Linked DNA regions of Homo sapiens: region 2 is linked to region 1. A link is an interaction called in ENCODE POLR2A ChIA-PET data of the cell type or tissue named here. Cell type or tissue: CD4-positive, alpha-beta T cell. All regions are shown on one strand. Each heading gives the region's core, and the rest is flanking DNA. Links, peaks and the distances in the headings are about the cores only.

What was found. Peaks named below come from ENCODE experiments on the same cell type or tissue, not always from the same donor. Only the 100,000 strongest peaks of a DNase experiment are listed, where the experiment ranks them.
Region 2: POLR2A ChIA-PET joins it to region 1 with 5 read pairs; 17 of 35 experiments call an interaction of 5 or more read pairs at or near these places.

What each region holds. Positions count from the first base shown.
Region 1 is chr9:98,100,511-98,103,430 of GRCh38, reverse strand. The region is part of intron 2 of TRIM14 (tripartite motif containing 14); the gene reads left to right. Among named protein-coding and RNA genes, the nearest start is that of TRIM14, 17 kb to the left of the region's middle. RefSeq lists enhancers at 1,356-1,475, 1,736-1,785. In CD4-positive, alpha-beta T cell, for the core only: no CTCF peak of the experiment used is centred there; a DNase peak (open chromatin) is centred at 1,340; H3K4me3 peaks cover 1,139 bases; H3K27ac peaks cover 2,289 bases.
Region 2 is chr9:98,262,413-98,265,332 of GRCh38, reverse strand. No RefSeq gene overlaps it. Among named protein-coding and RNA genes, the nearest start is that of TBC1D2, 8.2 kb to the right of the region's middle. RefSeq lists an enhancer at 1,279-1,328. In CD4-positive, alpha-beta T cell, for the core only: CTCF peaks have their summits at 1,182 and 1,383 (motif pointing right); a DNase peak (open chromatin) is centred at 1,392.

The DNA.
Region 1 (2,920 bases), core at 108-2,607:
CCCATGCCTCTTGCCAAATATGACCACTACTAACAAACATTTTAATTGCACTTGCAAATATATAGATGTATACATATGTCCATATACAGGTTTTGTTTTATTATGTTTTACATAAATTTGGATTATCTTGCTTATATTATTCTGCAGCTTGTTCTTTTTCACCTGTTTTTTTTTTTTCTGGAGAACTTTCCCTGCCAGGACATATAGGTCTACTGCATTGTTTTTTGTTGTTGTTGTTTGTTTTTGGAGATGGAGTCTCGTTCTGTTGCCCAGGCTGGAGTGCAGTGGCATGATCTCGGCTCACTGCAACCTCCGCCTCCTGGGTTCAAGCAATTCTTTGCCCCAGCCTCCTGAGTAGCTGGGATTACAGGCGCCCGCCACACGCCCGGCTAATTTTTTTGTATTTTTAGTAGAGACAGGGTTTCACCATCTTGGCCAGGCTGGTCTTGAACTCCTGACCTCATGATCTGCCCGCCTCAGCCTCCCAAAGTGCTGGGATTGCAGGCGTGAGCCACCGCGCCCAGCCTACTGCATTGTTTTTGTTGTTATATTTTCTTCTTCTTTTTTTTTATGGTGATAAAATATACATAACATAAAATTTGCCATTTTAACCATTTTAAAGTATTCAATTCAGTGGTATGAATTATATTCACAATGTTGTATAGCCATCACCTGTGTCTACTTCCAAAACTTTTTCATTATCCCAAACAGAAACTCTGAAACCATCAAGCAATTACTCCCCATTTCCCCTCTCCCAGCCCTTGGTAACGTCGACTCTACTTTCTGTCTCTATAAATTTGCCTGGTCTAGATGTTTCACATAAGCGGAATGATAAATTATTTGTCCTTTTTTGTCTGGCTTAATTCACTGGGGATGATGTCTTCGAGGTTCATCCATGTTTAGCATGCATCAGCACACTGCATTCTTTGTAATCGCTATAAATTATTTCATTGTACGAATGTAGGACAATTTATATAATGAACCGATATACATATCCCATATTGAAAATTGTGCCAAATATGTCATGGTTAACAACTGTCTGAGGCTGGTGCACAGGGGAATAAAATAATTTACCAAAACAGCATTGAGTTTAGAAAGGCAGATTTATTTAGAGAAAAGGGGGAGATACATTGAAAGGGAGCAATGGGTGAGACAGCAGAAAGAAGACTGTCTGCAAAGAGGCAGGAGCTGGAGGTGGAGTTTTCTAAGGTTGTGCTGCTTGAGCTGAATGCTTGCAGACAGGATGCCTGGGTGCAGGTGGACTGTGAGTTGAGTGCTTGTAACAGGATGCTTGAGTGCTAGTGAGCTGTTTGTGGTTGACCCTATTTCTCAGAACGTTCGCTCCCCACTGCTGTTGTTTCTGTTTCTGCTAGTGACGCCCATTTTTCAATGTTTTTTTCTTTTCTTTTTTTTTTTTTTTTTTGAGTCAAAGTCTTGCATTGTCGCCCAGGCTGGGGTGCAGCGGCCTGATCTCAGCTCACTGCAAGCTCCACCTCCCGGGCTCAAGTGATTCTCAAGCCTCAGCCTCCCAAGTAGCTGGGATTACAGACACCTACCACTACACTTGCCCAATTCTATTCTCTATGTGTAGAAGCTATATACTGAGAATCTTGGTACACAAATCTTCATGCACATGTGAAAGCATTTTCTAGGATATAAGTAAAGTAAGAGGAATTGCTGCATGAAAGAATAAATGTATTTAAAACTTTGAGGCCAGGTGCAGTGGCTCATGCCTGTAATCCAGCACTTTGGGGGACCAAGGCAGGCAGATCACCTGAGGTCAGGAGTTCAAGACCCAGCCTGGCCAACAGTGACTCCCTGTCTCTGCTAAAAATACAAAAATTAGCCAGGCATGGTGATGGCCACCTGCAGTCCCAGCTACACGGCTGAGGCAGGAGAATCGCTTGTACCCGGGAAGCGGAGGTTGCAGTGAGCCGAGATCTTGCCATTGCACTCCAGCCTAGGCGACAAGAGCAAAACTTCGTCTGAAAAAAAAAAAAAAATTGATAGCTATTGTCGTATTGTCCTCTAAAAGCGAAGTACCAATAGACCCTACCACCCACAGTTTATATAAATGCCCTACTTCACATACCCTTACAGACTGTATTTCAGTCTCTTAAAAGTCTTCCAATCTAATGATCAAAAACTATTTTCTGGGCTGGGCATGGTGTCTCATGCCTGTAATCTCAGCATTTTGGGAGGCTGAGGCAGGTGGATCACCTGAGGTCAGAAGTTCAAGACCAGCCTGACCAACATGGTGAAACTCCGTCTCTACTAAAAATACAAAATTACCTATGTGTGGTGGTGCGTGCTTGTAATCCCAGCTACTCAGGAGGCTGAGGCAGGAGAATCGCTTGAACCTGGGAGGCAGTGGTTGCTGTGAGCCAAGATCGCACCACTGCACTCAGCCTGGACAAGAGTGAAACTCCTTCTCAAAAAATAAAAATAAATAAATAAATAAATAAAAATTGTTTTGTATTTCATCTAATTGATTTATTCTTTGGGCTTTATGTACAGTGTTTTAGTTTAACTGGACCTTCTCTTTTGTTTGTTTTCCTTAACCTTTCATTGTGGAAAATCTCATATTATTTTAATTATTTTTACTTTTATATTTTTAGTACAAAAAATACAAAAATTTGTTCTAAAATGCCACTGTTACACCACACATACACATACATACATTTCCATATATAATTTGAGTTCTTTTAAAAGCTCTTTATTTTGTACTTTTGACCTCTTATCTATGCTTGAGCCACATGGTTTTAGATCCTGTAGATTTATTGTTTTGTTATCAGATAAGGCAGATAAGGCAGATAACCTCTTATCAGTTTTCTCTTTATTGATTTTTTTAAAGCAATTTTGGCTTTTCTTATGCTTATTCTCTCTCCTAATGATTTAATAATTTTTAATCAGCATGTTA
Region 2 (2,920 bases), core at 193-2,692, 160 kb before region 1:
CTTCACACGGACGCACATGAAAGTTAGTAGCTGACATCTGTTAAATGCTTCTTGTGCTAAACACTTGACACATTTTGTCTCACATAGTCACATAACAACACTATGGGATAGGTGCCATAATTATACAAAGAAACTCAGGCACAGAGAGGTTAACTCTAAGTTAACCTTGAGTGATGGAGTGAGTGATGGAGCCAGAATTCAAATCCAGGTGACCTGACCCAGAAACATTAGAAAATATACGAAAATACTGCCAAGATTTGATATCTAATATCCCATGGAACTTTCTTTTCTCTACCCATTAAATGACTTTGCTACATTTCTTGCCAAGCATACCAAGAACATAAAACACAGAAGTCTAGTTTTTCTTTTCTCTTGGTTATAAATTTATAAAAATCAAACTAAAAATAGCCCCCATGTTGTTTCATTCTTAAAATATACAATAACTTTAAAAGAAAGTTTCTCTGGAACTGAAGTTCCTTCTGCAGAATCTGTTTCACATTCAGAATTTCAGATGGAATATAAAATAGGAGAATGTTCAATGTCTGCAGTGTCGGGTATTTTGCTCAAGTTTCTGTACCTAAAATGCTGTGCTTGGCATGCGGAACTGAATTTCCATTATGTTCAGTGAAGCAAGATTTGACTGATGGAGAGGTCATTATTACAATGATCCTGCCAGGTAGCTTGGGGAGACCATTTTGGCCTCTGAGATCATGTTATATTATCAGGTATTCATGCAAAACCAAACCTTCTTTCTATTTCCTCTAGTTTCCAATAATCACTGTCTGAATCAATATTTATAGAAAAACTATCAGTGAGAAATCTCATTTGCAAATGACTTATAGTTTTAAGTGAACCTAATTTCTTTAAAACATATGTATTTGAAAATCCTGTGTCAAATAAACATAAATAATGCTAATAATTAATGATATTATTCAAAAAATAGATATGTGAGGAAGTATATATTTTCCTAAAAAGAAAGCTTAAAATTTTTAACACATTTTTAATAAAACTGTATAACCACATTCCTGTAAGTTATTCCTTCATTACTAAAAGAACTAAAATTATCCCATTGTAAGAGAAGAAAACATTTTGACATGGAAGACAACTCGAAATAGTTTGAAGTATAATGCTTTATTAGTGCATGTAATAAACTTATACTGAACACAAATACATGATTTTGCTGATAGAAAATCAGTTTCTCATGCCTTCACTAAATGAATGGGTTAGACAAACATTTAAAATATACTGAATTTAAGGGTGTCAAATTAGTAACCTGACTGTTTTGGGTAGACAGGGAGTAGTGCTTTGTGCCTTTTTTAAGCCCTTGACAAGAGTTTGAGAACACCAAGTACTGTGTCCCGGAGGGCAGGTCCCACAAAGGCCGCAAGATGTCGCTTTCTGACAGCCTGTTGCTTGCAGCTAATCCTACCACAGCAGAAGGCAAAGAGGGTGAGGAGGGGTGTTGACCATATTTTGATGTAATAACCAGAAGTGCATCTGTTAGGATATACAACAATTGATGCACCTAGATCAACAGAGATTCCCTTATAATATCCCTAAACTTAAAACGTAGATCTTTTTTCTTCTTCATTTTCTTTTTTCCCTGGAGCAACCCTGAGTATGTTGGTGTTGGTGCAGATGTGGGATACCGAACTAAAATTTTTCCATCATTACGTTCAGTCTTCACAGACATCTGGCAGGATGCCCTGAGGAGTATTATAATCCCTATTTTACAGATGAGAAAGCCAAGGCCCCTAAAAATTGCAATTGGCAAATGAAAATTCCAGTGGCCACGTTTCTTGACACCCAACACCCCAGCTGAGGTTTATGCACTCTGGCCCTCTCCCCAGTCCTCATAGGGAGGTGGTTGGGGGCAGGCTTTGACTATTTTGCTTTTTGGAAATTGATTTAAAATATTTTATACTAAATTGTCTGATATGAACCCATATTTATTTATGTGTATAGAGCAAGGCTTCAGATAAATTTCGTGGGTGCTCTAAGCCACTTTGGGCTATGTCTGGAATGAGTTTCCTAAGGAAGCTCACTCCATTGTTTAGGGTGTGTATTAGTTTGCTAGGGTTGCCATAACAAGGAACAGATTGGGTGGCTCAAACAACAGAAATGTATTCTCTCACACTTTGGGAGGCTAGAAGTCCAAGATCAAGATGTCAGCAGAGTTGATTTCTTCTGAAGCCCCCCTCCTTGCTTTGTAGATGTGTCTTCACATGGGCTTTCTTCTGTGTGTCTGTGTCCTAATCTCTTCTTATAAGGACTCTAATCATAAATAAATAATTTATGGACAGAATCTTGCTCTGTCGCCCAGGCTGGAGTGCAGTGGCATGATCTTGGCTCACGGTAGCCTCCGCCTCCCGGGTTCAGGCAATTCTCCTGCTTCAGCCACCCAAGTAGCTGGGATTACAGGAGTGTGCCACCCAGCTAATTTTTGTGTTTTTAGTTGAGATGCGGTTTCACCATATTGGCCAGGCTGGTCTCAAACTCCTAAACTCAAGTGATCCGCCCACCTCCGCCTCTTAAAGTACTGGGATTACAGGCGTGAGCCACCATGCCCGGCCTCAGGCTTTAACAAATGAATTTAGAGGGACACGATTCCCCCTGTAACAGGGTGGAAACATTGAGAAGCCTGCATTATCCCTTCCAACTTTTTCCTGTGAGAATGATAGAGTTCTAGTCTGTGTCCTTATATCTACAGCATCAGAGAGTTTAACATGTGTCTTTCTTTCTCTAAGAAAGCTTCCCAGTTAATCTGCTATTTGTGTGTGACTTCTTGCTTGCATTTTATGGAAGTGGAGCTGGGAGAAATGATTTCTGATCCCCATTCTTGAGGTAAGGAATTATATTCAACTTTAAAACAACTTAAATACAGGAACAGATGTATACTTATAAGTACATTTTTTTCCTT